Linked DNA regions of Mus musculus: regions 2, 3 and 4 are each linked to region 1. The links are chromatin loops, found by intact Hi-C in ENCODE. Cell type or tissue: left cerebral cortex. All regions are shown on one strand. Region 1 overlaps Gm40247 (a long non-coding RNA gene). Region 2 has its middle 23 kb from the start of Gm40249. Region 3 has its middle 3.3 kb from the start of Gm32696. Region 4 overlaps Gm46869 (a long non-coding RNA gene).

The links. A loop is a pair of places that touch in the nucleus more often than their neighbours do. Peaks named below come from ENCODE experiments on the same cell type or tissue, not always from the same donor. Only the 100,000 strongest peaks of a DNase experiment are listed, where the experiment ranks them.
Region 2: a loop joins it to region 1, with 10 times the contacts of the local background. A loop is called at or near these places in 2 of 42 quality-filtered maps.
Region 3: a loop joins it to region 1, with 6 times the contacts of the local background. A loop is called at or near these places in 4 of 42 quality-filtered maps.
Region 4: it touches region 1 in a loop (7-fold over the local background); 4 of 42 quality-filtered maps call a loop at or near these places.

The regions. Positions count from the first base shown.
Region 1 is chr4:125,394,454-125,399,453 of GRCm38, reverse strand. Gm40247 (a long non-coding RNA gene) reads right to left here. Exons shown (of 3, transcript XR_868138.1): 3 at 4,959-5,000. Among named protein-coding and RNA genes, the nearest start is that of Gm40247, 15 kb to the right of the region's middle. In left cerebral cortex, a CTCF peak has its summit at 2,393; DNase peaks (open chromatin) are centred at 638, 1,621, 2,148, 2,890 and 2 more places; H3K27ac peaks cover 2,401 bases.
Region 2 is chr4:125,811,407-125,816,406 of GRCm38, reverse strand. No RefSeq gene overlaps it. Among named protein-coding and RNA genes, the nearest start is that of Gm40249, 23 kb to the left of the region's middle. In left cerebral cortex, no CTCF peak of the experiment used is centred here; a DNase peak (open chromatin) is centred at 1,906.
Region 3 is chr4:125,314,425-125,319,424 of GRCm38, reverse strand. No RefSeq gene overlaps it. Among named protein-coding and RNA genes, the nearest start is that of Gm32696, 3.3 kb to the right of the region's middle. In left cerebral cortex, no CTCF peak of the experiment used is centred here; DNase peaks (open chromatin) are centred at 927, 1,269, 2,315, 3,425 and 1 more place; H3K27ac peaks cover 349 bases.
Region 4 is chr4:125,300,845-125,305,844 of GRCm38, reverse strand. Gm46869 (a long non-coding RNA gene) reads right to left here. Exons shown (of 4, transcript XR_001784438.1): 4 at 4,301-5,000. Among named protein-coding and RNA genes, the nearest start is that of Gm32696, 10 kb to the left of the region's middle. In left cerebral cortex, no CTCF peak of the experiment used is centred here; a DNase peak (open chromatin) is centred at 2,948.

The DNA of each region.
Region 1 (5,000 bases):
CTGGTACTGATATTTTATTGATTATATAACAGTCTGCGGATGATACAGACGGGGCATCAAAAAAGTGTTTTCCCTCCCTTCTGCTGCTTCCTTCCAGATCTTCCCATGGAGCCCAGACCACCCTGTGTGGGCAGCTAGCATCTTCTTGGGCCGTGCGACAGCCCAGCAAGTGTCTCTCTGCTCAGAACTAAGTTTGACACATGCCAGGCACAGCCCCTACCCTCCTCTCCCTCCTCCCCCTCACTCCCTGCTCACTCAAGTGGAATCCTGCCCTGGTAATTATCCTCCTACTCTGAGGGCCACAGGATTGGAAGAAAGAGACACACAGCTCGGTCACCATTTTCATCCAAAAATGGAACTGCCATGGCTCCTGTTGGCTTCTCAGTTTGCAGCCCACGAGCGGATGCTCCAGGCATGGGAGGCCAGGATGGTGACAGATAGGAAACTACCATCAAGTTTTCAAGCCACAAAAGCCAGGGTCAGCCCCAAGATGCTGCGACTGCAATCACCTGCAGATGGTTCCTTCACCTGGCCCCATGCTGAGGATGTGCTCTGCCTATGTCTCTCATCTCTGGAGTAGGGGAGGGACACCCACAGCCCAGTGTTTTGCGGTAGAAAGGGAAGGAGAGGCCAGGTGAGTGGAGGTGGGAGGTGTGTGAGTTGGAAGGCAGCCTGGGCTGCATAGAGAGACTCTGCCTCAAAAACAAACAACAAGAAGTACAGCAAGCCCGGCTTGCCAAGCAGTACAATTACCAGTGCAGGATTCCACTTGAGCGAGCAGAGAGTGCGGGGGAGGAGGGCAGGGGCATGTAACAAGTGCTCTGGTGAGCACCCACAAAAGACAGCTCTGAGAGAAAACAGCTGCCTGCATCAGAAAAGCAGGTATGGGCCAGGAGCCAGAGGAGCAGCAGCAAGGAGGCAAGGGGTGGTGCCTGTCCCAAGGACTCTAGACGGAGTTGGTCAGAAAGTGGGGAAAGGGCTCAGCATTGAGCACTGCCTCCAGCCTCTAGCAGCCCCCATGGTCCTTTGCAGATGCCCCCCCCCCCTTTTTTAGAATTAGCTCATGTCTCCTCTTTGGTAGACACTCATTTGCTTCATCCTATAAATGAGGAAACTGAATCATGAAAGTGTCCCCCCCTTAAGTTGGGAGGTCCTGGCTTGTTCACCCAGGTCTCTGTCCAGCCACATATAGGCTGGGGAAAGAGTGCAGGATTCTGGCCTTGAGGGAAGCTGGAAGGAATTGAAGCCAAATGCCATGCCTAGGGCAGAAGGTTCAGCCTATGCCCTTCGCACCTTTATTCCCCTTTTCTACTGGTATGTGTGATGCTGGAGTCCAGCCTGCACCCTCAGCCTGAGCCCCAGATAGAACACTTCTATGATATATGCCCAGTGGATGGGAGATTCAAGGCTGACAATAGAGCCACACAGAGACAGTATCATCCAGGAGGCAGGGGTCACCTGGAGACAACCTACACCACCGCCTTTCTCTCAGCAGCACCCTAGGCTTTCATCCAGTCTGCCCTCCCCTACCTATGCTCCCAGCAGGTCATTTCACTCCCTGGGCGCTGTGCTGGCTCCCATGGTCTTAAAGGTCATGCCCATTGTACAGATGGGTACACTAAAGTCTAGCTGTCATGTACCTGGTCTCCCTCTCTCGCTGCACTCCTTCATACAGTCATCTCAATTCCCCACTGTGTACATGCAGAGTGTGAGTGAAGAGGTTTGACCCCTCCAGGTCTCAAGGACACTTGGTTGAATATGATGATGAAACCAGGAATAAGTCCCATTCCTCTTTCTTACTTCAGGCCAGGGAGGACACATAGAGACCAGAGCTGCACAAGAAGTCAGGGTTCACAGTGGGGGTGGAAGCTGGGTTCATGCCTTAAGTTTCAGCCCAGGGGCTGTGCTTCTCGTGGAAGGCCAGCCCTGGCTGTTCTGAGATGGATCTGGGTGGTACCCAGGACTCATCCCCTGACTAAGGCAAACCTACACAAAACAGACTGCAATCCTCGAGGTACGGGAAGTCTCACTCCCCCAGGGCTGCTGTTCTGCAGGAAGCCAGCCCTGACTCGGAAGCCCGCTCTCAACGGCACGAGCGATAGCAGTACTCCTTCTAAAGCGTCTTAAAAATAAGATCATGTATGTATAACTACACATATATATTTAGAGAGGGACTATGACAGATGGATGGGTACTCGGCAGAGTATTTTTAATCCTGGAGTCAGGATTATGTAAGGATGGGGAGAGAAACTTGAAGGCAGGTGGTAAGTCATGTGGGTAGGCTGGGAAACAAGTCACACCTCCCTCCAGCTCCACCAGCATCTGCAGGTGCCAAGATTGCTAGGACCACAGCGACGAGGCAAGAGAGGGACCCTGCCCTCCTCCCTGCTCAGGATAGGGAGAAGAGCCTCCTGTAGGTGGACTGGCTTCCTGCAGGCAGTAGTGCGGGGTTGGCAGGCCTAAGAGGGGGAAGGGAGGCCCAGGCAGGGGCCAGGCATTGCCTAGTCACAAAATCTGAGTCCTGGAAACACTCATCAATTTCCAGGAAATTGGAAAAGGCCTTGGAGATATTTTCAAGTGAGTACTTGGCTCTGAGATGCAAATTCTCTGGCATCTTCCCCATCCTGTACTTTGTTGAAGGAGTGGGGGGTGGGGAGAATCCTGAAGGAGCTGTCCAGAAGGCACATGCAGAAGGGCCACCTGGGGGGCCAGCAGCGGAGAGCTTCTCTGGGGTCACGAAGCCCCTTGCTAAAGCCAACAGGCATGTGTGAAAGCAAGATGCTTTGGGGTGATATGCCAGGAAACGTATCTTGCCTAGGAAGGAAGGGGGGGGGGGGGCTAAAGACGGGTGAAGAGAGAGGCTGGGTGTGTTTGTCCCTGGAGTCCTAGAAGAATGCTATCTGTCTGGGAGGTTTGCAGAGTCAGGCCTGAGGCAGGAAACAGGAGCCAATGGCAAAGCAAAGTCACGGTCCTTTGGAATGCTTCCCCTTGGATGGTTTTGGATCAAGGGGCTCAAAGCTGCCATTAGTAGACACCCACACCTCTTCCTGTGCAGAAGAACTCCCGTATATGTCCTCTGCCTCCCATGGCTCGTGCGGCCCTTGGCTGAGTTTTGATGGCTGCACGTCATGCCTTTCATGGGTGACCATAATCCACTCATCACCCTGTGTGAAGAAGGCAGAGTGTAGCTGGGTTTGCTATTTTATGGGTTCTTCTTTCCACCTTTTATCCTCCCTGCTTCACCCCATTACTAGACTGGAGAGAAAGGATAGAGGGGAGAGAGATATCTCCAAATACAATTTCTTCCTTCTTGTTTCTTCTTTGAGTACAACCACTAACAAACTACAACCAACCCCTCCCTCCCTCCCTCCCTCCCTCCCTCCCTCCCTCCCTGAACAACCAACAACCAACCACCTACTCTGCCTCTTGGGGCCTCTAGCATTTATATACCCTCTGAAAAGTTACCAGAATTCCAAATGTCACAAAATCACAGAAACTATCTACAGCTGGCAAAGCCACACCTTTGCCAGAGCATGAGGCAAATCACAGCTGCTGAGGACAACCCGAAGCAGCCCTGTATCCCCACACCTGGGATTAAAATGAAAACATATTCATATAATATTTCTGTGTTATTTAAAGAAACTGAAATTCTAGAATTCTCACCACAGCAGAGACTTAAGGTCGGTGGCTAAACTGGCCTTTGAATCCTGCCTGTGTGACTCCAAACCACAGTCTCTGATTTGATTGTATAGATGCTCAAATCCCATAGGCTAAGCCCTTCCCAGAGCTTGGACACTTTATAGGCTACTTGACTAAAACCAGACTATCTAGGGGTAGCTTCATTTCTCTCCAACTCAACCACAAGGAGGGCAAGAAAGTAGGCTCCACCCTTCCACCTGGCTAGGAGTGGGTCAGTAGCAGCTGCTGTCCTGGGTTGTTTCTTACTGCCCTTAATCATTGGATGGGAAGTGGAAAGCATCCAAGCAACTCAGAGGTGATTTCTCCTACCCAGGAGGCAATATTGTTCACTTCCAAGCTTTGTAGTTCTCATTGAAAAGGCGTAAAGGAAGATTCAACATGACACAGTGTATTGGACAAGGTCTGGGGGTAGCCTGGCCTCTGTGATGACCTTCAGCCCCAGCTCATATTGCAGAAAGAGAAGAGAGATGGAGATTATGGAAGACAGGGCTGGGACAGACAGAGCTCACAAGGAAGGGTAATAGATGTGACAGGGAGAAAGAGACAGTAGACAGAGAGGGAGCCAGGAAGAGATAGTAAGTAGCCATGAGAGACATAGAGGTGCAGAAATATGGATAGTTGAAAGAATAGTAGAGAAGAGACCCTAGGGACAGCCCAGCCAGCCGAGTAGACATGGAGAACTTGGGAGTGAGTGGACAGCCCCTTAACTCCTAAAGTTTCCTGTCTGATAGAGCAAAGGGCAGGAGAGGCGAGAAGTCTTCAGACATGGCAATCTTGATAGCAGTGCAGCCATACAACGAGGCGAAGTAATTAAACAAAATTCTTATCACCAATGACCTGGGAGAAGCTGAAAGTATCCTAGAATCATCAGTTACCCCGGGAGGAAGGATGGGAGGTAGGGGAGAAAGAGAGAGAACATCAAAGAAAGGACATGACACAAGAGAAGCTAGGTCACACCAAGGCCACCAGAGAGGTGCTGATGTCATGTCAGGGAGCTCAAGAAACAGAAGCAGGATGGGAAAGGAGACCCAGAGCGAGGAGGAGAGACCACAAGGTCAGGGAGGCCAGAGACCAGATGGGACCAGCAACATCTGCAGAGGCAGGGAAGGCACGAAGACATCCAGGAACAGAGACAGTAAGCTAAGTCTGACAGTCCCACCATATGGAATTAGACTCTTGACGCCTCCCCTAACTCTGTCAGCCTCGACCTCCTCAATTACCAAGGGTTAATGTTATGATCATCCCTGATGGGCCCCAAGATCTGAAAGATATTTGTCTACCAAACAATCTGCATTTCATAA
Region 2 (5,000 bases), 420 kb before region 1:
TGGGTGTCGATTGGGTGGAAGGGTATGGTCACTGAGTCCACATGTCCCTGGTTTCCAGGTGACACCCTCTAGACCTGGCTGGATTAGACATTTTGAAAAGGTGAGGGAACTGCTTCTATAGGGCCAATGGAGAGAACGGGTATGTAGCTGTGAGACTGACAGTGGGTACAAGCAATGGAGACTCGATTCAAGTTTGCAATCAAGGCAAACTGATTGTGCTGGCTCACGGTATGGGTTCGGGATGGCTCCCTCCTCCTTGGGTTGGCAGTTTTCCTTTCTTCTTGCAGATCTGCTCCTTCTAGGACCTCAGCCATGGCCTCAGAGCCAAGGTGGTTTCAGGGTGCTGTGCTCCCTGGTTCCTTGTCTTTCCCAAGTCAAGATGATCCTCAGGAAAGGACCTTTCATTGTCCTGGTTCCTCCAGTGGCCAAGGGTTCTGAGGCCTCAGGCAGCCATGACTGTGTCTCCTCCCAGTGTAGGAACAGCCAGGGACACAATGGACAGATACAATAACACACACACACACACACACACACACACACACACACACACCACATGTCTACACAGCCTATAGCAGAGTGGCCCTTTCCTTTTGGCACAAAGGGCTCACTTCTCAGGGCTCTCCCACACCAGTCTGCCTCCCTGGAGGACCATAGCTTCTCTCCTCATCTTAGACTCTTGCTTTCTGGCCTTTGCCCTGTGAAGACAGGCCTGACTGTGAAGCCGTTATGAAATAAGTCTGCTCTGTGGGTAGCAGACGAGAAGGGTCTGAGCTCCTTGGGAAGTTTCAATTAGAGACAGCAAATGAGAGATCACGGCAAGCATTTTGCTGGAGACACCGTAAAAAGTGATTCACTCTGTGTCTGACATTTCCCCAAAGCCTGAGAGCTAAGCAGAGGCTGCCTATACTGCAATAAATGTCACCCTTTGAGTGTTATTAGTGGTGACTTCTGACCTGTGGGGTCACTTGGTGAATCACAGACAGCAGGGGGATTATGGAGGTCTTAGGAACCTTGAGCAGTGTCCTGGAGTCCCATGAAGAACCCTGGGGTCCTCTAGAGGGGAAGGCAGTAGGGATGGGAACTGGTGCCACATTCCTTTGGGAGTAGGATCTGCCAAGGTCTGGTGGGGATGGAGACACATGTCCTTTGGGGGGGGGAGAGACAGGGGCAGCTTGTAAGGACAGAGAGAAGGTGGCTGATAGGTTGCCACGGTGCCCAAGGATGGAGTCCCAGACAGAAGGCTGAGCTGGATCAGACTTTTTGACCTCCTATAAGGGATTCAAGGAAGTTCTGTGAAGTGAGGTCCTGGAATTCCTGTACTAATGATATCCCCATGAGCAAATGGTTATATGGTGATGTTTCCTGTGGATGTCTGCATTCCTCTTCCGGCATCTTCTGTACATCCAGAGCGTCTGGTCTGCATTTGCATAAGGGACATCCCCTTATTGGAAAAACCACAGGCATCCCAGTCACTCCAGAGTGTGAGCTGCTAGTCTGTCATCTAGTCTCTGTTGCCCGAGTGTATGGCATTTCTCTCAAATCATGCAAGTCAAAAATAAGAGCATCACCTTCAACTTCCATGACCGTCCACATCTGATCAAGTCCCCAGGTCTTACCGTCCTTCAAATACTTCTGGTATAGGTCTTGTCCCATGCCAGAAAAACCAGACCATGCTTCCTCCCAGAAGGTGACAGGGGCTCTTCACACACCCACCTGTGATGGAGACAATGAGAGACACACCCACTGAGGGAAGGTGGCTGTCGCTGCACTCCTCTGGAGAGGGAAAGTGGGCATGGAACAGAACTGTTGACAGACTCCAGGCTGCTATATTGGGAAGATTTGACAACACACACAAGGAGAGAGTGAGGGCGCGTTGACGGCTGGTGAGAGGCGCGGGGGACGGCTGGGGACGTGTCGTTGCCACCCACGCAGGAGGAAGTTGGGAACATATTGCTTGGGACTGGTGCCAGCCTCCTGAAGAGCCATCCGCTTTCCTTCCCTCTCTCGTGTCTCTGGCACTTGCTGAGCAACTGAGGAAGGGACTGCCTGGTACAGCCAGACTAGCAGAGGACACAGGCTTTAAAGGTACCACTGAGAGGAGAGCCAGACTGTGTACATCGAAATCTTCCTACCAGTCAGGATGACTGAGCTCATCCCTTTTGGTCCCCTCCATCCCCTCCCATCCTGTCCCCTCCTGTCCTGTCCCATCCCGTCCCATGCATTCAATTCTATCCAAATCAATCCTTAAATAATATCCTCCCAGCTGGACAGTGGTGGCGCACGCCTTTAATCCCAGCACTTGGGAGGCAGAGGCAGGCAGATCTCTGAGTTCGAGGCCAGCCTGGTCTACAGAGTGAGTTCCAGGACAGCCAGGGCTACACAGAGAAACCCTGTCTCAAAACAAACAAACAAATAAATAAATAAAAATATAAATAAATAAAATTTTTTAAAAATTTAAAAAATTCCTCCCACATATTTATATCTTGATCTCACACGCCACTTATCTCATCCCCTTTCCTGTCTCCAGACCCACCCCCCCAACATCCTCTCTACATTCATCACCCCAGTATTTTTCTTCCAGTTCAGTTCATCACCTCACCTTGAAGGGACAGGAAACAAGAGTGAGTTTGTATATTTACCCTCTGATGCCTGGATTGGTGATTAATCACACGCTTCCCACCAAGCTGGTGTAGAACCAGCTGAGCAGCAGACACAGAAGCTGAGCAGATGGAGGTGAGGCTATCACCTGTGTTTCTGACAAGTCGTGAAGGCTGAGGCCTGGAAATGCAGCCTCTCTGGGCCCTAAGACCTTTCTCCTCTCTTACCTTCTGGGCAGAGGCAAGATGGGACAGCTGTGGGTCTCTCCCCTGGGACAGCTCAAGGCTTCAAACCATACTCTGGGACTTTCTCCCTAGTTTCCTCTCAGATGAATCACTCCTTTTGGAGTCAGCAGGGTTATTTTAATTCTGTACCTCGGGGAATAGGGTGCATTTCTGGTCCCGGTGTAGTTAGTAAGACCTGCTGTGAATTAACCTGGGAGTGATTGCTATGTGCGAGTCCACTTCCTTTGTCACGAGATCGGAAGAAATAGAGACCCTTGATTAGACATTCTCATCACTGATTAGGTCTTAGGAAGACGTAAGGAAAGGAGAAATAGCTTCCATTTAAGGTGCTTGATGTAAGAGCTCAGTTCACTGAATGAGAATTGAACCTGTCATCTTCAACTTCTCCAGGTACCCAGAGGCTCCTGTGACACTTGATTCACTTTAAGTATCTCCTAGAGTCCTCTTGACGTGGAGTCCCCGTTACCAGGGGAATCTGTTGTCTTCTGGAGGCAAGGGTTATGGGGGACCATGGCAGATCCTGACATCTATAGGAGGCCCTTGGTGGTCTCCTCCCCTACCTCCCGGGCTTATTGACCTCTTTGTCTCAATTCCCCAGCTCCTGTATGATCCCTCTGCCCACCACACTAGCTTTGCACACCCCCCCACCCCCATTCTGGCTGGGACCAGGCTGGGTTTACCCACTCACCCATTCGCTGGAAAATGGCTGTTTTGAGGGGTTGGCTGTCATGACCTTTGTGACCAGACAGCTTATAGTTCTCAGTGCCTCTCAAAGGATAAGGGGGTCTTAAATGCCCGAGGAAAAGCCCAGCTATTCCTGAGTTCTAGGGAGGACGTCAGGCGCTACTATTCAATGGGTTCATGTGTGTGTATATTGTATGCACGCCCGTGTGTGTGTGTGTGTGTGTGTGTGTGTGGTATAGTCTAAAGGCCCCAGAACAGATCTGTAGTAACATCTGGAAACTTCTGGCCATGAGGGGAGACTTCTGCATATAAGCTCAGATATCCACTCATGTGTCGTCACTGACCACTTGTAATCAGGAGCATGCTCCTTGGGCTTTCTCCGTGGCTCTGTACATTGGGTGCTGTGGTGATCAGTGAATGGTTGTCACTGTTATCACCAAGGACAGTTCCCACCAGTTATCACACTTCACTGACAAGCTAGAAGACAGGCTCCAACAAGGACAGGGCTACCAGCAGGAGATGCCGTAGAGAGTAAAGGCGAGAAACTCTGCCCACTAAGCCTCGATCCCAAGAATTTCAATAACTACTGATAGAAGGTATACCATAGTGAGAAAAAGACTCATGCAGAGAGTAGACATTCAAGGGGGGGGGGTGCTACCTAGAAGTAGGAGTTTGTGCTGGCTAGTTTTATGCCGACTTGACACAAGCTAGAGTCATTGGAGGGGAAGGAGCCTCAATAGAGAAAATGCCTCCACAAGACTAGGCTGCAGGCAAGCCTATAGAGGATTTTCTTTTTCTCCTCCTCTTCTTTCTCCTCTTCCTCCTCTTCCTCATCCTCTTCCTCCTCTCCTTTTTTCCTCTTCCTCCTCTTCTTTTTTTCTTTGAGACAGGGTTTCTCTGTGTAGCCCTGGCTGTTCTGGCACTCACTCTGTAGACCAGGCTGACCTCAAACTCACATAGATCCCCCTGCCTCTGCCTGTGTTGGGATCAAAGTGTGAGCACTAGCATTAAAGGATTAAAGGATTAAGGGCCAACTGGACAGAGAATTTTCTTAATTAGTGATTGATGGGGAGGGCCCAGCATATTGTGGGCGGGGCCACCCCTGGGCTGGTGGTTCTGGGTTCTATAAGAAAGCAGGCTGAGCAAGCCATGGGGAGCAAGCCAGTAAGCAGCAGCCCTCCATGGCTTCTTCAAAGTTCCTGCCTCCATGTTCCTGCCGTTTGACTTCCTGTCCTGACTTCATTGATGAGGAAATGCAAACCGAATAAACCCTTTCCTCCCCAGGTGGTGTTTGGTCATGGTGCTTTATCACAGCAGTAGTAACCCTAACTAAGACAGAGGTCTAGGGTACATGGTGGCACACTTGGGGAGCTGGGGGAATGGGTTTGCTGAACCTTAGGCAGTTTAGGCAAGAGAGTTGAAAAGCCCAACCTGGTCAACTGAGCCTCTGTGAACACAGGTAAAGGAAGTCTC
Region 3 (5,000 bases), 80 kb after region 1:
TAGGCCAGGCCTCACAACCCACCCACCTTTAGAAGCAAGGTATCACTCTCTCAGGACAGGAGTTCTCCTGGGCTTAGAAGCACAGCCTATACACACAAAGGTCAAGAGAAGGAATGGAGGAAGAGGAAGGGGGCCCAGGCACGGATGCTCTAGGATGGAAATAGTGTGCTCGCATGCTCAGGAAAGAAACCCTTGGAACACAAGGAGACTGAGGTTCTGATTAGGGCATGTTGGAAGGTAAGCCCAGCTCCTAAAAGGAGGTGCACACCCACTAAGGCAGCTAAGCAGGAGAACTCTGCTGGGCCTTGTGTGGGACTCAAACGTCACTTGATCCAACACTCACATTCTGAGATCTGCCGGAATAAGGCAATGGGCCAAGCTCAACATCCAAAGACAAGTAGTCCACCTCCCTGCCTGCCTTCCCCTGACCTTCATCGTAGGGAGCCAGGAGCGGCCTGATGAGTTACCTCCACAGTCATCAGGCTCAGCATCAGAGAGGGGAGGGAGTTCTGACTTAGATCTATTTGGTGGCAAAACCCATGGCTTGAGGCTGCACTCCACACTACTTAGTGGCCATATGCATCTCATGTGGAGGTGGAAAAGGATGTCAATGACTAACTGGTCTCTTTCTAGAGCTCTCTTAACACTTCCATCCCAAACACTTCCTCAGTCATCCCTGTGACCTGACCTTGGGGCTTAGGTGAGAAAAACAGAAAAACCTGACATTACCGCTTGCAGCTAATGTCCTTCGGTAAAGATAATTTTAGTGTCTTGAGATCGTAATACTCTTGGGAATGGCTTCTTTCCTCAGCGCTTCTGAGTACACACATCTACGTAGGATTGATTGATTCTTACAATTGTGCTATTAAAACCTAACTAGGCCGGTGTGAGTCACACATTCAAAAGGAGAGATGGCTCCAGCATGTGAGTGTGTTCACTTTTTTTTTTCAAGCTTCCTTTTGTGCTCAACTCGAGAGAAATATTCAAAATTCAAGTAATGAGGTATTCCTGGTGAGTCTCCCTCCCTGATGCCCAGGGTAAAAATAACATAAAATGCCAGCCCTTTCTCTGCTTCCAGTGTATGAGCAGGCTTGTTCTTCCCGTATGCTTACCTCTAGAATTTGAATACGGGTAAAATTTAGAGAAATTACCTCAATTCCTCGGTACATTTGCAGATCGATTAAGACAGAGCCCAGCTTTTTAAGTCGTCCCCAGTTTGTGGGAACTGCAGCCCACAGCTGCCTGGCAAACAATGGCCAGCTGTCACTTTTAGAAGTAGGCTTGGCAGTGCTAGCTCACCTCAGCAGCTAGTGCCACCCGCTGGGCCCATCCTCCCAGGCAGCCTTACCAACCCTGCAGGGGCCAGGCCTCCTACGGGGCAGTAATGGTTCTGAAAAGCACTCACTGCCTTGGGAGCCAAGCAGATCTGCCTGGGCATCCCCGGTGCTGTCTCCTCCTGGTTAGGAGACACTGGGTGAATGGCCTCACCTTCTTTGCTTTGGTCCCAAGATGGAAATAGTAAGACAGAGTATGGCCCCTCCCTTCCTGCCTGGTACCCAGGGAGCTGCAGCCAGCAGGTATACCTTCTGTTATGTTTGTCCTTCAGAACCCTCCAAAACTGTCTGGGTCCCTCAAGAGGGGGGTTTGGAGAGCAGTTGCTCTGTCTGGCACCTCCTCTCCTTTCTGCCTTTGTCCCTATTTACTGCCCTGAGTAGCTGGCCTGCACGTGTAGCCTCAGAGCATCCCTGTCTCTGTTAGCTCTGTGGGATGTGACCGAGGGAGTCTCTCCAGCTGTGTGTCCCTCCATGGAAGGTTCTTCTCAGATGGTCCTCTGTTCATTATGGGCTGGGAACCCCACCCCCTTTCCTCATTTGAGTTGATAGCAGCTTAGCTATCACCAGTCCCAGTACACTACCTGCTGCAAGGTTCCTACCTGCACGTTGCTCATACCTTTATTAGCGAGGCTCATCTTATCCTACATGAGAATGCCCATCTGTTTTCTGCTAAGAGGTTATAGGACTTACCCATCCTTCCTTTCATCTAATTCCTCTGGGACTTACAGGATAGGGAAGGAGATCCCAGAAAGACCTGGGAGTTTTAAAAATGCCACCTCCTCCAAGAAACCCTCAAAGATTGCACTAACATCTCTTTTCTTTTATTCTTCTCCCCTCCCCCGGCCTCTCTTTCTCTCTCATATTGTGCACTATCTGTCCACACCCCCTCTGCCACACTGTAGTACCATTATAGCAGAGACAGAGTTACTGTATCTTTTTCCAACCCTGGCTCCTACACCTCCAGTTGCTCCATCTCTCCCACCCAAAGCATTCTAATTCCACCCCAAAATGCAGACATCCCACTACCTGGCCCGGCTCCAAGTCTGCAGCTACAGACTTGGGGGTGTGGAAAGTGTCCTCCTTGTTTTCCTAAATTCATCTCTGAAGGGTGACCAGGATAGCAGGGACAAATTCTGAACTGATTCGCAGCCCCAGGGATCTCCCTGGAGGAGACTTGAACTGGCCCTGTTCTCATTCCCTGACTAAAGCTCTGCCCTAGACAAGGAGACTCCAAGGCTGATAGCTTAGGGATCCATGACCTGACATCAAGATGAGTTCATGTGTCAGAACACAGCAGGAACTGATAGGATGGGGCCTACATACAAAGACAGGGACTAGTCAAACAGGCCAAGTTCCAGATCCTGGAAGGAGTATACTGGGAAGAGAGGTAAGGGCAGAGCTAGAAGAAGCGACCTGAAGGTTCTCAGGACCTCAGCCTCCTGCAAAAAGTTAATGGCTTTGAGTAGGCAGCTTTTGAGGATGCTGGTAGTGAGCCTTCTCGAATGCTAAAGGTGGACCTGCATGGATGAGGGGAAGACCTACTATTCCCTACTTCCCATCCCCCACTCAGGCAACCCAGTGACCTTGAAGGTGTCTCCAGGAGCTGGCAGAGGATGACAGAGAGACCCAGTCTGCTTCGCTTGCACAGAGCACAGGTGTGCCAGATTCCAAGGGAGCAGGCAGTGAAGTTATGTCGACTTCTCTTGGCTTCACAAAGGACCTGGCTGCTGAATAAGAGAAGAGTCAAGGGCCGGGGCTTGCCCTCAGATTCCCCTGGAGGGCCATGTGCAGCTCTTTCTCTTCTGGGGCTGTGGGTGCGTGGCTTAGCTCCTTTTACCAACCTCCCGTCTTGAGGTGCTAGGAGCTGGTCCCCGAGCCACAGGAAGAGCAGGCCCGCTCCACAGGGACTGCCCCAGCCAGGTGTGTAGGGCTGTGCTAAGCAGCCTGCCAGCCCGACAGATGGCAGAGCAGAATTGCCATCCATCACCACTGTAAGTGGCCAACTCTCTCCCAGTGTCCCAGACAAATGGCTCCTCTCCTGCCTCCTCCCATCCCCATCCATCCACCACTCCTGCCAGGCAGCCGGGTGGAGCTGGTTACTGAGCCAGCGAATCCTGTGTGCAGAGTGTGGGGGAAGGGAGAGCTGAGCACCACGTGGAGGTACATCTGTCATCAGAGAGCCAGTAGCTAGCACCATGGGGCTGTGGAGGGGAAGAGACATCGTATGAGGTACCAGTCCTACAGGACTCTGTGTGTGTGTGTGTGTGTGTGTGTGTGTGTATGCACCACACAGGGAGGGATGCAATTTGGCCTTTCATCTCTGGTCTGTCATGGCTCTAGTTCCTGGGAACTGCCACTCAAGGCTCCTGGGATAGTTTGAGATCTCCGCTGTGTCCCTTTATTCACACTATAAGGCACAGGACAGATTACAGCCTTATCAAGTGTCAGTCAAACAGCAGGTCACATGTCAGCCCTCTTGGCCCTGAGTCAGAACATCATCAGACCACAGGTCTGGTCATCCCATGAGACAAAGCTCAGACAAGTGTCAGGCAACTGAGAACCCACTGGATGTCAAGGAATTCAAGCCCAGTGAACTGACTGGATAACTAGAGACTGCACACTGGAACTCTGTCCCAGTGACAAGGGCAGTTTCAAGATCCCTGATGCTAAGTATGGCCTGTGGTACCTCAGCTCTCCTGCTTCCTAACCCCAGAGCTCCAGTGGTTGACTTAATTCTGTCAGAGTCTCCATTTGTCTCCTTCTCTAAAAAATGGAGCTAGCTACACCCACCCCTGCAGGACCTGCACTGTGCCAGGCCCTCCCAGAGACGAGGAGCCAATAAGGATCACAGATAAACCCCAAACATTGCAGGACAGCTTGGCCAGCAGACAGCTGGGAAGAGAGACCCGTCACCTCCCCCCCCCCACCCCATCTCCCAACCTCACTCCCACAGTCCCACACAGGAGCAGAGAGCAGAGCACAAGGAGCTTGTAGTGGTCTGAATGAAAATGGGTCCCATAGGCTCATAAGGATAGGAAGTGTGGCCTCTTAGGAGGAAGCATGTTCAGGTCTCAGAAGCTCAACCTAGACCCCAGTGGCTCACTCTTCCTTCCCGCTGCCTGAGGATCTAGATGTAGAACTCTCAGCCCCTCTCCAGCACCAACCATGCCTGCCTATGTGCCACCATGCTTCCTGCCATAATGAACTACATCTCTGATCTGTAAGCCAGCTCCCAATGAAATGTTTTCCTTTAAAAGAGTTGCTGTGGTCATGGTGTCTCTTCACAGCAATAGAAACCCTAACTAAGACAGGGATCAAATGTGTGATGGCTCCAAAATGGAAGAGATCGTGGATTTCAGTGACATCACTGCAACCCACCAGCACTACCACCACCATGCACTGCCATCTTTCCCTCCCTTCCTCCCTCATCTCCCTTCCCTTCCTTTACCCTTTCTCTAATTCTGGGGACCAAACTCAAGGCCTCATTCATTATATAGGAAAGTGCTCAACTACTGAGCTCAGCCTCCACCCCAAGATAGTTGCTTCATTACAATAAGCCTAATATCTTGTTCCTCCTTTCAAATGCCAGGGACCCAAGGACACAATGCAGAGGGACCTGAACTGGCCATTCTTGTGAGCATGAGCTGTCAAACACTTACATAGCCT
Region 4 (5,000 bases), 94 kb after region 1:
TGTTTGTCCCAGAGATGGAAAGGAACATCCTGTCACCTGCCAACACACCGAACCCTAGGAGAAGGAACTGTCCCAATTCTGCCCATTCTGCTGGTCTGACTACCTTCCAGTGTCCTCTGGTGACAGAGTCAAGGTCCCTCTCCAAATAGAGTGACCTAACTAGACTCTATACTCCCAGGGGCTTTTGTCATAGTGATAATGATAAATGTAACAAATACGTCAGTTTTCTGCAGAAGGTCCTAGAAGCTGGCCTTCCCTGCACCAGGCTGGGTGAATGGCATTCTCTTAAAGCAGAAATCACAGTTCAGGAGCCTGGTGCTCCCTGGACCACCTCCTCAGTTTCTTCATCAACGTTCAGTGCCAGCCCGAATGAAAGAGGTCGGGAAGAGTTCCCAGAGGATTCCTGTGTGTAAACCAGCTAAGGGCTTTGAGGGACCCTCATACCCTCCTTTGGGACTGATGGGAGGAGTCCCTTCCCAAAGTCCAGGCCCCAGGGCTAAAGGTCCCTTTTCCCCATATCTATGTCCAGAGCCCCATTCTGTCTGCATCTATGAAGAAGCACCCAGAACACCAGCAACCAGCACCGTATTCATCCAAAGAACAGAATCCTCTAGCCACAAAGAACCCAAAAGTCACTGCTAATCACATTTGCATAATACGATTCTTTTCCTCAGCAGATTTACCTTCCCAATTACGCCGTCTCCAGCCAATATTAAAGTGATTTTGCACTCCTCGGCTCTTGGTGTCGAGCCAGGCTGTTCCCTCAGTGGGTGGGGAGTGGGGTTAAATTGCACTGGAGACCCAGGTTTTACTACCAATTGGATGATTTCTGGTAAGAAATGAGTACAGGACCCACATCCCTGCTGGGGCAGTGGGATACGACCAGAAAGCCCATGGCTTTACCGCTTGCAAAGCCATAAGCATTGTCTTGATGGAGTTTCATCCCAGGCAAGGGAATTGAGGTTGCTCATTCTTGGCATTTAAGAATAGTTTAGAGGGCTTAGGCTAGACATGCTCCAGCTCTGAACATGTAAAGATGGCCTTCCAAAGCCTCCATGTTGAGTTATACAGCCCAAGCCACAGGTGTACACACCAATGCAGAGAATAGTGACAGCTGAGCCAGCTGCACATTGACATTGGCTTAGCTTCACGATTTAACTTCATCGATGGAACCTTCTCAGACACAGGTCACCAACAAGAGCTCGAGTAGTTTGCTGCCTGAGATCTGTTAACACTGTTATCAAGCTCTGTCGAAAGCCATGAGAGTGAGGTGGAGCCAGCCTGGTGGAGGGTGGGAAGTGTGTATGACCTTATCACTCTTCCCACCCAGACCAGCAGCTCAGCCTCCCGCAGATGGACAGCAGTTACTGGAGTCCATCCAAGCCCAGTGCACACATAGGTGGCTCAACTGACATCTGTCAAGCTAAGCCAGATCTTCCACATGCTTGGTGGCCACTCGGTAGCTACATGGCCTGTCACCCAACAAAAGCAGCTCCCACTGATATCCATATTTATGTCCTCAAATTCTTATTATGGGGCAGTCTCCATGGTGACAGTGTTTGCCCCAGAGATGGAAAGGAACATCCTGTCACCTTCAACACACCCAGCCCCAGGAGGAGGAACTGCACCAACTCTGACCATTCTGCTGGTCTGACCACCTTCTAGTGCCCCCCTCCAGGGATAGAGGTCCCTCTCCAAACACAGTGACCTCCCTAGCTTCTATACTCCCAGGTTGTTTTGTTTGGCCATAGTAATAATGATAAATGTAGCAAATATATCAGGGTCCTTCACAAGGGTCTGGGATGCAAATAGAATTCATTGCCTTATAAAGGTGACCCCAGAGAGTTCCCCTCACTCCCCACCGTGTGAGGACATGAGAAGATAGTTCAGTAAGAAGCTGGCCTTTCCTACAGAAGCTGCTGGCAACACAGTCAAGTCATCCTCTATATCAAGTCTTGTCACTGCAGAGCTGTGAGCAGTCCTGAACACCTCTCTCTCTCTCTCTCTCTCTCTGTGTGTGTGTGTGTGTGTGTGTGTGTGTGTGTGTGTGTGTCCCTGTCTGTCTCTGTGTGTGTCCCTGTCTCTGTCTGTCTATCTCTCTCTTTCTCTCTCTGTCTTTGTCCCTCTTTGTCTTTCTGTGTCTCTCTGTCTTTCTGTGTCTCCCTGTCTGTCTCTGTGTGTGTCCCTGTGTCTGCCTGTTTCTCTCTCTCTCTCTCTCTCTCTCTCTCTCTCTCTCTCTCTCTGTCTGTCTTTTTCTCTCTGTCTCTGTCTGTGTGGGTGTGGATACTTGTGTGTTTACACAGTTGCAAGACAAAGGTCAACATTGGGGGTCTTCCTCCATAACACTTTACCTTATTTTCTGAGACAGGCTCTCACTGAGCCTGGCACTCACCCACTGGCTACACTGGCAGTCAGTGAGCTCCTGTGTATCCACCAGTCTCTGCCCCTCCAGCCCTAGGGCTGCAGATGCATGCCACTGCATCTAGTTTCCACATGGGTGCTTGGGATGCAAATTTGGGTCTTCAGGCTTGTTCTACAGGCCATCTCTCCAGTGCACTCTCAGGTACTTTAACTGCCACCTCCACCATGGCCCCTGCTGCGACTGTGACCCTGTGAGTATTTCCCCCAAGGCTGTATGCCTGCCAGAGCCTGAGGAACACTTTGTCCCCTACACAGAAGCTCTGAGGGGCACCTGTCTTCTGCTGACTTCCCTCACCCTCTTGTGAGAAATGGGCTCCGTTCTCCTTGTCAGGCTCTCTGGGTCATTAAAGCCCTGCTGACATTTCTCTCTAGGCCTCAGATGGACTCGAAGAAAGAAGGAAGGAAATAGAATTGCATGTGCTTGCTCCTGTCCTCCTGTGACTGTCTCTTTTCTAGAACAAACGATGTCTCTGGCAGCTGTTTCTGTGCTCTCCCCTCCCACCAGCCCACTCAGTTTCTCATGCCCACGCCCTGCTACTATTTTCTGGACTATTTACTATGTCGAGCATCTTATTTATAGGAGCAGTCGCCCCAGAAATGTGAGGCCAGGCATTTAAAACGGCTTCTCCTAGGACAGTTTGTAAAATCTAGACTCAGCAGGGCTGTGGCTTCCGTCCTGTGCTTCTATGACTTTACAGGATGAAAGACAGGCCTGTGTGGAGACTGGGGGTTGGGGGGAATGGTGGGGAGGATGGATGGATGAGCATAGCCAGGACTCACCAGACATGCACTTCAACCCCACCTCTCTCCAGGGCAAGGCAGCAGTTTGAGCTCCTGTTCCTCCTCACTGGCTGTGTGATTCTCAATCATCATTCAACCTTCCTGAGCCTCAGTTTCTTCATCTTTAATCCAAGGTTCCTGCTTCACCTCACGGGATTCATTTTAACTTATAGACAGGGTCTCATGTATCCCAGGCTGGCCTCAGACTCATTATGTAAGCAGAGATAGCCCTGAACTCTTAATCCTCCTGCCTCCATCTCCTACCCAGTTATGTGCTGTTCTGGGGACCAGGGTTTCCTCTGTGCTAAGCAGGCACTCTACACTAGCCATATCCCCTAGCTCCTCAGGATTCTTGAGAGCATTGAGCAGATTTCACCAGTGAACACAGCAGCTAGCTAACCTTAAGGTGACTCATCAATAATTTGTTTTTGAGTTCCTTTTCCAAAAAAAAAAAAAAAAAAGACTTGCTGAGTCTGAGACTAACGTTGTTTCTCTGTCTATCTGTGTGGATGTTATCTATGACTGGGTCTTGCTCTGTAGCCCAGGCTACCCTTAAACTTCTGGTCCTCCTGCCTCAGGCTCCTGAGTGCTGGGGTTATAGGAATGTGCCACCCCACTTGACTTTATCTGGGATCCTCTCATTCCCACCCCCCACCCCCCGTGACTGTTTCTTTTCCAGTACAAAGTATATTTCGGGAGCTGATTTCCAGACATGCTCTCCTACCTTCTGAGCCCTGTCAGCTTTATTGCAATTTTGAGTTGTCTTAATGTTCTCAATAATCCTGTGAGGTGGCTGCCAGATCCACTTTACAGATGAAAAAAAAATCATGCTTTCATCTTTTCTGAGAACAGAAGAATCATATCGGTGGGAAGGAGTGGCCACAACAGACAAAAATCTTGCTGCACAAATAACATTAATCATATATCACATTAAGTTGCTGGTAATGTGATTTTCCTTCTACCTACTAAACAATTTTATGTAGTATGACCTATTCCTAATACTAATGATAACACTAGTATGTTTATATATTCTTTACTGAGTTAAAGAGCAGTCCTAAGAGTCTTGGGACTCAATAAATCCACACAGACACTCCACAGGTTAAGTACTGAGATAAATTCATTTTATTACAACTAGAAAAGCTTTGCCACAGAAAGGTTAGATAATTTGCCTAAGATCACACAGCAACTTGGGAATAACAATGGGATTTGAATACAGTGGTTCTAGATCCGGAGATCATGAAGTCAGCCACACAATTTGCTGCCTCTCCCATGAACAACTGAGAGATCTCCTAAGGAGGCTCCACAGTGTGTTTTATGACCAGAGAGGAGTCAAGACTGCCTATCATACACAATACTGAGCCCACCCCTTCTAGGTAGATTGACAGCACTCCCTACAGGAACACAGAGCAGGCAACCCTCCTGCTCTCTTTCCTGAACATTTCATTTTCCTGTCCTCTGTGGCATGACTCTCATAAAACTATTCATTTCTTAATTCTGATGGCAGAAAGGAATTTAATCAAGTTGCTTGAATATGACGGCAGCCTCCCGCTAAGCCAGCTGTCTCCCGAGGGTCGTTGGGGGAGACAACGCCCTGTTAATATTTAGCTCCAACAGCAAACATTATGGCTTTCAATTTAGAAGATTATGCTTCTGGTTAGTTATGTATCACAAGTGCGCGCGCGCACTCGCCGGGCGCCTCATCTCATCAGTGCGGGAGCATTTTGCCAGGGTGATAAAAAATGCCATTTTCTCCGCGAGCCCTTTCCACTCAGTGATCCTGAGAAGTAACATCGGGATCA